4 separate regions of the Homo sapiens genome follow, and regions 2, 3 and 4 are each linked to region 1. Evidence: chromatin loops called from intact Hi-C (ENCODE). Cell type or tissue: mammary epithelial cell. All regions are shown on one strand.

Region 1 (2,500 bases):
CCCTGGTGCTTGGACCCACTTGCTGACTCCCCGTCTTTGCTCAAGCTGCACCTAGGCTCTACCAGGACGGGGTGTGGAATGCAGGTCCCCTGATGCTGTCGAAGCTGCTCCCTCAGACTCAAGGTGCTGTGGCTGTGAGCAGGCGCTGTGCTGTACTCCATCCCTCGCTGAGTTACTTGTGGATAGAGTCCCCAGCTGCGCCAGCTGACTGTCCACCCAGCAGTGTCTGGCAGGCCTGCTAGTCACCGGGACCCTAACTGTGTGTCTGAGTCTCTGTTTATTCGGATGGATTGGCAATAGCTGGGATCTGAGGATCAGCGTGCAGGGTGCACCTGTGGGCTCGGGGCGTGTGTGGGACTGCGGGAGAACAGTTGTGGAGATGCCCAAGTTGTCACTGTCTCCCTGTGGACCTGAGGGTGCAGGGTGAAGCACTAAAATATCTTGAAGTCGGTCGGGCGCGGTGGCTCACGCCTGTAATCCAGCACTTTGGGAGGCTGAGGTGGGCGGATCACGAGGTCAGGAGATTGAGACCACGGTGAAACACCGTCTCTACTGAAAATACAAAAAAATTAGCCTGGCGTGGTGGCAGGCGCCTGTAGTCCCAGCTACTTGGGAGGCTGAGGCAGGAGAATGGCGTGAATCCAGGAGGCGGAGCTTGCAGTGAGCCGAGATGGCGCCACTGCACTCCAGCCTGGATGACAGAGCGAGACTCCGTCTCAAAAAAAAAAAGTCATCCAGGTGCAGAGCGGATAAGTGCCATGTAGGTCCTGAGGCAGGGGCAGGTCAGAGTTGAGTTGTGTGCAGCGGGAACCTTCCCCACGTGTGTCTGTCCACCCTGCAAGTCTCCAGCTCCTTCTGAGCTTGGCTTGGGGCAGTTGGTCTCAAGGCAGAACCCTCCTTCCTGCAGCCCCTCCCATCTTTGGCTCTGCAGCCTGGGCCTAGGTGACTGGAGCTGCACTTCAGGTTGGAGCCACCAGGGGGTGAGTGCGGCACGTGCCCTGCAAGAGGGCCCTGCTAGGGGTTTTGGATTGGGCAGGGTTCCTTTCTGCATCAGGGTCTTCGGATGCCCCGCAGTCATGGGAGTCAAGTGCACAGCTGGAATGGGTCATGACCTATTGTCCCAAGGCCACCAGGCACCTTAGTGGCAGGGCCAGGTGTGAGACCTGGTTGCCTGGTCTCCTGGGTGCTGCCTCTTGTCAGTCTCCATGGTTAGATCTCGTCCTGGTGGGGATGCTGACTGGGCAGGGGTCCCAGCCTGTCCCCTCCCTTCCCCATCCCTTAGGCTGGGCCTGGAGCCCCGCTGCCTACCAGCCCAGAAAGGAAAGGGTTTGCTGGTCTGAGATGTCCTGGCCGAGCCTGGCTGCTTGTCCAGGGCTCTGTACCGAGTTCTGGGTATGGCCAGGATGACAGGACGCAAAGAACAAAGGCCCCTAGGGGTAGTCTGTCTGTCTTCCCCCAGGCTCAGGACACACACATAGGCACCCAGTACCACAGACACACCTGCAGGCTGCAAGTGGAGGCTGGCATCACACCCGTACCTATCCACATGTGCCCAAGTGCACAGAAAGCCTTTCTCACGGGCAGCCTGGCTTGACTGGGGGCTGAGCCTTTGCTGTTGACAGCCCCTCAGCCCTTCCTTGCCTGCCGTGTGTGGTGGCTCACGTCTGTAATCTCAGCACTTTGGGAGACTGATACGGGAGGATGGCTTGAGCCCAGGAGTTTGAGACAACCTAGTGAGACCTGTCTCTACAAAAGATTTAAAAGTTAGCTGGGTATGGTGGCGCGTGCCTATAGTCCCAGCTACTTGGGAGGCTGAGGTGGGAGGATCCGCTTGAGCCTGGGAGGTCAAGGCTGCAGTGAGCCATGCATGATTGCACCACTGCACTCCAGGCTGGGTGACAGAGCAAGATCCTGTCAAGAAAAAAGGCAGTTTAGAAGTGAAGACGGCTGTGAGGAAATAAAACAGGTCACTGGGATGGAGTCATGTGGGTGGGGTCGGGGAGGCCTCTCTGAGATTTGAAAGGTATCAAGGGTCCTGCCTGTGGAGCCCTGTGCTGGAACACTCACTCCCGCCAGGGAATGGTGAGTGCGAAGGCCCTGGGGTGGGACAAGGCTCCTGGGCTCCGGTATGAGCTCCTGAGGGAGGGGCTTCATGATATGGGCTCATTCCCAGCTGGATCTCCTGTCTCCCTAGCATGGAGAAGGTTTGTTGGGGGTCTCTGCATCTCTGGGCCTCGTCTGTATTGTGCGTGTGCCCCGCTGTCCCGAGCGGAGGCCTGTGGTGGGTGGGGCGGCTGCCGTGCCTGTGCATGTCACCAAGGGTACATCTCCAAGTGCCTGCTGGCATGCGCTTCCTGTCACGCTTTTCTCTCACCAGAACCCCTAGACAGGCCTCGCCGGAATCCTGCGGTGACAGAACAAGAAGTCCCATTCCATTCCTCCTGAAAAAAAGAAAAAATACCTGCTGGGAATTTCTGAGCAAGTGGGAACAGGGAGGTGG
Region 2 (2,500 bases), 300 kb after region 1:
TCATTTCTCTGGAATAAATGCCCAATAGTGCAATTGCTGGATTGTATATTAAGTACACGTTTAGTTTTATAAGAAACTACTTGGCCGGGCATGGTAGTTCACGCCTGTAATCCCAGCTCTTTGGGAGGCCGAGGTGGGCGAATCACAAGGTCAGGAGATCGAGACCATCCTGGCCAACATGGTGAAACCCCATCTCTACTAAAAACACACACACAAAATAGCTGGGGGTGGTGGTGTGCGCTTGTAGTCTCAGCTACTCAGGAGGCTGAGGCAGAAGAATCACTGGAACCCAGGAGGCAGAGGTTGCAATAAGCCGAGATCACACCACTGCACTCCAGCCTGGGCAACAGAGCAAGACTCGGTCAACAACAACAACAAAACACCAGGCATGGTGGCAGGCCCCTATAATCCCAGCAACTAGGGAGACTGAGGCAGGAGAATTCCTTCAGCCGGGGAGGCAGAGGGTGCAGTGAACTGAGATCACACCACTGCACTCCTGCCTGGGTGACACAGCTTGTCTCAAAAAAAAAAAACTCCTGACCTCAGGTGATCCGCTCACCTGGGCCTCCCAAACTGCTGGGATTACAGGCGTGAGCCACTGCGCCGGGCTGGCCATTGGGAATATTCTAAGTGCGTCATATAAATGGAATCATTCAGTATTTCTCTTTATGTGATTGGCTTATTTTACTCAGCAAAATATCCTCAAGGTTCATCCATGTTGTAGCGTGGGTCAGAATTTCCTTCCTTTTCAAGGCTGAGTAATATTCCATTGTATGTGTAGACCACATCTGGCCTCTCCATTCATGTGTTAATGAAAACTTGGGTTGCTTCCATGGGTGTACAAATACCTCCTTGAGACTCTGCTTTCAATTTTTTTGAGTGTACACCCGGCAGTGGAATTGCTGGATCATCTGGCCATTCTATTTTTAATTTTTTGAGGAACTGCCATGCTGTTTTCCACAGCAGCTGTCTGCTGTTATTAGGTGAAGTGTTCCGTATATGTCTGTTAGACCTAGTTGGCTTATTGTGTTGAGTTCTCTATTTCCTTCCTTTTTTTTCTATCTGGTTGTTCTGTCCATTATTGAGCATTGGGTATTGAAGTCTCCAATTATTGTAGAACTCTAATTCTCCCTCAATTCTGTTCATTTTTGCTTCATACATTTTGATGGTCTGTTATTAAGTGTGTAAATTTTTTTTTTTTTTGATACAGAGTCTCGCTCTGTTGGCCAGGCTGGAGTGCAATGGTGAGATCCTGGCTCACTGCAACCTCCACCTCCTCGGTTCAAGCGATTCTCCTGCCTCAGCCTTCCAAGTAGCTGGAATTACAGGCATGCGCCACAACGCCCAGCTAATTTTGTATTTTTAGTAGAGACGGGGTTTCACCATGTTGGTCAGGCTGGTCTTGAACTCCTGACCTCAGGTCATCGGCTCACCTCGGCCTCCCAAAGTGCTGGGATTACAGGCGTGAGCCACTACACCTGGTTAAAAAAAATCTCTTATCTGATATTAGTGTAGCCACTGCTGCTCTCTTTTGGTTACTATTTGCATTACATTTTATTTTTATTCATTTGGGTGAGCCTGCCTTTAGTGTCTGCCACACTCTCCAAAGTGAGATTCCCAGTTGATATTCCCACTAGTGTTTACTTGTATATTAATAAGGCTGTTCAATTTTGCATATTTTATTGCTTATTTCATTTCTTCTATAAATTGCCTGTGCATATCATTTGCCCATTTTTCTGTTGGCAGAAACCTCTAGCCCAATGCTGGATTGGGGTTTCAGGAGCCAGCCTTTTCTCTTGACTTTGATTTCACCATCTAGTAGATACTTGTAGTAGACTAACCTTTTATCTAGAAACCTTTTATGAGATGAAGAAAGCTTGCTAAGACTTTTGTTGAACTGGGAATGCTTTCTTTGGCATGGCAGCATGCTTCAAGCTCTTAAGATAGCTTCTAAGCTACCTTTGCATCTTCTAAGGCGCTATTTTGTTTTATTTCATTTCATTTCACTTATTTTATTTTTTATTTTATTTTATATTTTATTTTATTTTATTTTATTTTATTTATTTTATTTATCTTAGAGATGGAGTCTTGCTCTGTTGCCTAGGCTGGAGTGCATTGGCACGATCTCGGCTCAGTGCAACCTCTGCCTCCCGGATTCTAGCGATTCTCCTGCCTCAGCCTCCTGAGTAGCTGGGATTACAGGTGTTCACCTTCACACCTGGCCAATTTTTATATTTTTAGTAGAGATGGAGTTTCACCATGTTGGCCAGGCTGGTCATTAACTCCTGACCTCAAGTAATCCACCTGCCTTAGCCTCCCAAAATGCTGGGATTACAGGCAAAATGCTGGGATTAGTGCCTGGTCCTAAGATGCTATTTTAATAGCATATGCTTTCTGTTTTTTATGATTGAGATGGTCATGTGGTTTTTCTCCTTTAATCTATTGATATAGTTGCAATATCATTCTGTTTGACAAGTAGTAGTGGCTTGTGATTTGGATT
Region 3 (2,500 bases), 560 kb after region 1:
TAGGGACCCAAGGGAGTGCCACGGCCCCTGACAGCCCCACAAGCTTTTGGTCACTGCCCGCACGCCCTGTGGTCCAGCCATCCCCCTGCCTTCTTGTTGCAACCTTGGGTGGAAATCGAAGGACGTGGGCCCCCGTCCGGTCGAGGGGGTCCTTCCTTGCTCCATGTGTATGAGCACACAGCACCCATTCTTCTCCCACCGACTGTGAGCCGGGGCTGCTGCCCTCATGCTTAGAAAACAGGAAGTGGTAGGTCGGGCGCGGTGGCTCACGCCTGTAATGCCAGCTCTTTGGGAGGCCAAGGGAGGTGGATCACCTGACCCTGACCAACATAGTGAAACTCCGTCTCTACTAAAAATACAAAAATTAGCCCGGCATGGTGGCAGGCAGCTGTAATCCCAGCTACTCAGGAGGCTGAGGCAGGAGAATCGCTTGAACCTGGCAGGCAGAGGTTGCAGTGAGCGAGATCATGGCATTGCACTCCAGCCTGGGTTGACAAGAGTGAAACTCCATCTCAATCTCAAAAAGAAAAAAAGGAAAGAAAGAAAACAGGAAGTGGAGAGAGGCAGCTTCAACCATAAGCCAGGCCGGAAACCCCAAAACTGCAGGCTGGGCTCACAGGAACCCCCCCTGCTCTGGACGGGCGTGTCAGCCTTACCATCCTTCCTGGCCCCACGCCTGCATGTCTCACCACCTGTCCGGCCTCAGCAGCTGGCCAGCGACATGGCTGAGAACAGGCGCAGTCCTCAGGCCACTGGGAAATGGGCTGTGGCAGCAGCTGCCTGGTCGTCCTGCCCGGCTCACAGGCATGGGGCCCAGAAGACAGGCCCTGAGGCTTTGGCTAGCTCTGAGGCCAGGTCAGGTCTGTCTGGTTTCAGTGGGTTGTAAAGTTTGAATGTGGCTCCATCCCTAGCTGCCGCTGCCCGTCTTGCCCATCTGCTGGTGAGATTCAGAGAGAACAGGAGAGGACGTGCCAGCATTGGGAGAGTCAGGGGAATGGCAGCTGCGAGTTGCCTAGCAACAAGGGAACCCACACCCTGCACTAGGCAGGGCCGCAGGCTGTGGCTTTCCTTCATGCTCCTGGCTGGGCTCACCTCCCTGCTCCCTACCTCTGCCCTCATGGTTGTCCCACAGGACCTTGAAGAGGAAATCCAGCAACATGAAGCGCCTGTCCCCAGCGCCACAGCTGGGCCCGTCCTCTGATGCACACACCTCCTACTACAGTGAGTCGCTGGTCCACGAGTCCTGGTTCCCACCCAGGAGCTCCCTGGAGGAACTGCATGGTGACGCCAACTGGGGTGAGTGTGGAGCCCTCCGTCCCGGGGCTTTGCTTCCTCGGCCTCCCGCGAGATACTCCTCACAGTGTCCCCTGCAGTCCCCGGGATTCCCTCCTCAGAGCACCTCTCTGCCCAGACCCCACTTTTCAGAAGCTCTTGGAGGCCCAGAAGAGCCCCTGGTTCTTCCCTGCACAGGTGAGGACCTGCGGGTGCGGAGGAGGAGAGGCACGGGTGGCTCAGAGAGCAGCAGGGCCAGCGGGCTTGTGGGGCGCAAGGCCACCGAGGACTTCCTGGGCTCTTCCTCGGGCTACTCCTCTGAGGACGACTACGTGGGTAGGCGATGCTTCCTCCCTCCTGAGCAGATCCGAGGCTGCTGGGAGGCCTCAGGAAGGCTGGGCAGGGAGCCCCGGGGAGCTGGAGAGAGGGCAGCATGTGGCAGGCACAGCGCCCCTCCCATGCCCGGCCCTGGGTGCGCCCCAGCCTGGCCTGCGGTGGCCCCTGGTGCCCTGGGCTGTGACTGCCCTTCACTTGTCTGTCCTCCCCACCCCACGAGTCTATGGCAACCTAAGGCCAACATCCTTGCATTCAGGCCCATTCCAGCACTTTCCTGTGGGGCTCACACATGGTGGGTGCTCAGTCATTCTGAGTGGTGTGCATGTCAGACCCCAGCACCTAGTTCTGAACAGCAGCTTGAGGGGTGGCTGGTGAGGAGAGGGATGCAAACAGGAAGCTGTCAGAAGAAACAGAATGTCAAAGAGCTCCCATTTCATTCCTTACTGCACACCGGGCCTGTGTGGGGCTGTGGGGATGTGAAGGAGGGTGGGTGACTTGTGGTCTTGGCTCACAGAAGACAGTGAAGGAAGAGGCTCGAAAGTGACAGAGACTGAGCCAGTGTCCTCGTTCCCCGCAGGCTACTCGGATGTGGACCAGCAGAGTTCCAGCTCGCGGCTCCGAAGCGCCGTCTCACGGGCGGGCTCCTTACTCTGGATGGTGGCCACTTCGCCAGGTGGGCTGCAACCCGTGCCCAGTTACTTCCATTCTTGGTGATAGTGCTTTCTTACCCATCTCTCTGCAGTTGGGCATCCTGCCCATGCAGAGAGACTGTAGGACCATTGGGGAAAGGTCATTCTAGAATAATCACTGGGAGCCCAGAGCTGTGGGGACCCCCTTGCGTGGAAGGGAAGGAGTAGCTGCAGAGCAGGACAGAGGGTGTGGGCAGGTGGGA
Region 4 (2,500 bases), 180 kb after region 1:
AATTGTGCTAGCTGGTTCTTCAGTGGTTCTAGTCTGGGCTGCAGTCAAGGTGTTGGCTGGGCTGCAGTCATCTGCAGGCTCGACCAGGGCTGCGGGATCTGCCTCCGAGGGGGCTGCTCACGTGCCATCGAGTCAGGGCTGGACGTTGACAGGGACTGGTCCTCACCATGTGGACCTCTCCAGAGGGTTGCTTGAGTGTCCTTACAGTGCAGCCACCAGCTTCCCAGAGTGGGTGACCTGAGAGAGAGAGCAGGGAAGAAGCCACAGTGTCTTTTATGCCCTAGCCTGGGAAGTCACACAACACAGCACTGGGTGTGGGAATGGACGGCGCATAGGTGTGAATTCCAGGAGGTGGGTGTGGTTGGGGCCCTCCTCGGAGGCTGGCTCCTACAGTCTCTTCATTGTTTCGCTGAGAAAGAAACTGAGGCCCAGGGAGGCCGGTAGCTTACCCAGGACCTGACTGTTGGCACCCGCGTCCCTTTAGTAGCTGTAGTTCTCTCGTGATGAGGTTGCCAAGGACGTAGAAGACCCTGCCTTGCAGAATGGTAGAATGTACTGGGCTTCTTTTTTTTTTTTTTTTTTTTTCCCAGACAGAGTCTCGCTCTGTCGCCCAGGCTGGAATACAGTGGTGCGATCTCTGCTCACTGCAAGCTCTGCCTTCTGGGTTCAAATGATTGTCCTGCCTTAGCCTCCCAAGTAGCTGGGATTACAGGCACCTGCCACCACACCCGGCTAATTTTTGTATTTTTAGTAGAGATGGGGTTTCGCCATGTTGGCCAGGCTGGCCTTGAACTCCTGACCTCTGGTGATCCAGCTGCCTCGGCCTCCTAAAGTGTTGGGATTACAGGCGTGAGCCACTGTGCCTGGCCCATACTAGGCTTCTGATGGCCTGTGAGCCCGCTGGGAGGAGTGGGTTTTGAGTCAGCTGCCTACCAGATGTGCCTCCCAGGCACTGCAGTATTTTCCCAGTCCCCTCCCAGTTTAGCCCTCCTCCCATCACTGCAGCAGCCGGCACCTGGGGACATGTGATGCCGTTAACAGGCACGACTGTGAGTGGGACCTGCGTGTGTCATCCCTTCCCTCAGCTTGGAGGTGTTTGACCTCACAGGTCCCATCTGATGGCTGCACTATCTTCCTGGGAGCTCCTGACCTCTGGTAGCAGGTGGCAGGAGAAGGTACTGTCCCAGTGATCCAGAGTCTCCCAACATCTTGGCACCATGAATCTTTTGTAGATTCATGTAAATTCTCCCCAAGTAAATAAGATAAATCCCGACATTACAAACTCCAGGGGTGGACAGACTTGCCCTCCAGCTCCAGATGTGTCGCGGGCAATCAGCAGAGCGGGCTGCAATCACAGAGCCCAGGAGCCCCCTGGAGGGGTCGGGGTGCATCTGCAGGCCAGGTGGAGCCCTGTCCCTTTGGCTGGATAGCATGGGCATCCGGGGCTGTGTGTGCTGCTGGCCTGGCTTTGCCCCAAGCAACTCCAAGAGCACACCTTGGCCCTCTGCCTGCACCATCTCCCGGGTGAGCTGGCAGTGTCAGTTTTGGAGGTGCTCTGGCAAGCAAAGATGCCTTTCCTAAAACGAAGGCTAACTCCTTAATGCATCCAGATTTGTTTCTCTTGGCCAGTTTTCAGTTTGTCCTTCTTGTATGCTTCTCTGCTGGGTATCAAAGGAGTAAACGCTGGGACGCGAGTGCTCTGTGGGGCCCAGAGGCAGGGCTGAGCTGGCCGACCCTGGGGTTGCCCGGGGCGCACTCTCTGGGCTGGGGTGGGGTGGGGTGATGGCCAGCCGTGGCATGGGAAGGAGTTGAGTGGGTAGACATGGCATGGGAAGGGCATTCCGGGTGGGAGGAACAGCATGAGCAAAGGTGTGGCGGGTGGGAGGGTGGGGCTGACCCGCGCTGCCCTGGCTTGCCCCCGCAGCGGCTGTACAGCATGGACCTGCGGAGCTCCCACAAGGCCAAGGGCAAGGAGAAGCTCTGCTTCTCCCTGACGTGCCCACTCGGCAGCGGGAGCCCTGAGGGGGTGGTCAAGGCGGGGGCACCTGAGCTGGTGGACAAGGGCCCCTTGGTGCCCACCCTGCCCTTCCCGCTCCGCAAGCCCCGAAAGGCCCACAAGTACCTGCGGCTCTCGCGCAAGAAGTTCCCGCCCCGCGGGCCCAACCTGGAGAGCCACAGCCATCGACGGGAGCTCTTCCTGCAGGAGCCACCGGCCCCAGACGTCCTGCAGGCGGCTGGCGAGTGGGAGCCTGCTGCGCAGCCCCCTGAAGAGGAGGGTAAGGCGGCCCCAGCCCAGAGACCCTCAGAGCTGGAAAGGGCCCTATGGGTCATAAGGTCCAGCTGGTTCAATGTCCAAAGAGGGCCTGTAGTGCTTTGTGGGGCCAGTCGGGTCTGGGCTCAGGGCCCAACACTAGCCCAGGGCTCCTCCTGTCGTCCCGCTCTGGCTGAGCTCTTGTCTAGGTGGGGAGGATGCACCCAGTGCCCTCCTCCCAAGTGTCCA

Evidence for each region. A loop is a pair of places that touch in the nucleus more often than their neighbours do. Peaks named below come from ENCODE experiments on the same cell type or tissue, not always from the same donor. Only the 100,000 strongest peaks of a DNase experiment are listed, where the experiment ranks them.
Region 2: a loop joins it to region 1, with 10 times the contacts of the local background. A loop is called at or near these places in 28 of 110 quality-filtered maps.
Region 3: it touches region 1 in a loop (5-fold over the local background); 14 of 110 quality-filtered maps call a loop at or near these places.
Region 4: it touches region 1 in a loop (12-fold over the local background); 17 of 110 quality-filtered maps call a loop at or near these places.

Annotation. Positions count from the first base shown.
Region 1 is chr22:39,309,545-39,312,044 of GRCh38, reverse strand. No RefSeq gene overlaps it. Among named protein-coding and RNA genes, the nearest start is that of SNORD83B, 3.1 kb to the left of the region's middle. RefSeq lists silencers at 547-1,008, 1,743-1,952 and enhancers at 813-1,353, 2,272-2,500. In mammary epithelial cell, a CTCF peak has its summit at 983 (motif pointing right); DNase peaks (open chromatin) are centred at 914, 1,984 and 2,474; H3K27ac peaks cover 676 bases.
Region 2 is chr22:39,006,903-39,009,402 of GRCh38, reverse strand. No RefSeq gene overlaps it. Among named protein-coding and RNA genes, the nearest start is that of APOBEC3C, 6.1 kb to the left of the region's middle. In mammary epithelial cell, a CTCF peak has its summit at 1,535; no DNase peak of the experiment used is centred here.
Region 3 is chr22:38,750,006-38,752,505 of GRCh38, reverse strand. It overlaps SUN2 (Sad1 and UNC84 domain containing 2), which reads left to right. Exons shown (of 18, transcript NM_015374.3): 3 at 1,133-1,296; 4 at 1,471-1,608; 5 at 2,186-2,281. Among named protein-coding and RNA genes, the nearest start is that of SUN2, 4.7 kb to the left of the region's middle. RefSeq lists an enhancer at 313-362. In mammary epithelial cell, a CTCF peak has its summit at 948; a DNase peak (open chromatin) is centred at 965; H3K27ac peaks cover 939 bases.
Region 4 is chr22:39,134,177-39,136,676 of GRCh38, reverse strand. It overlaps CBX7 (chromobox 7), which reads left to right. Exons shown (of 6, transcript NM_175709.5): 5 at 1,925-2,276. Among named protein-coding and RNA genes, the nearest start is that of CBX7, 17 kb to the left of the region's middle. RefSeq lists enhancers at 598-1,575, 1,682-2,365, 2,366-2,500. In mammary epithelial cell, a CTCF peak has its summit at 1,385; no DNase peak of the experiment used is centred here.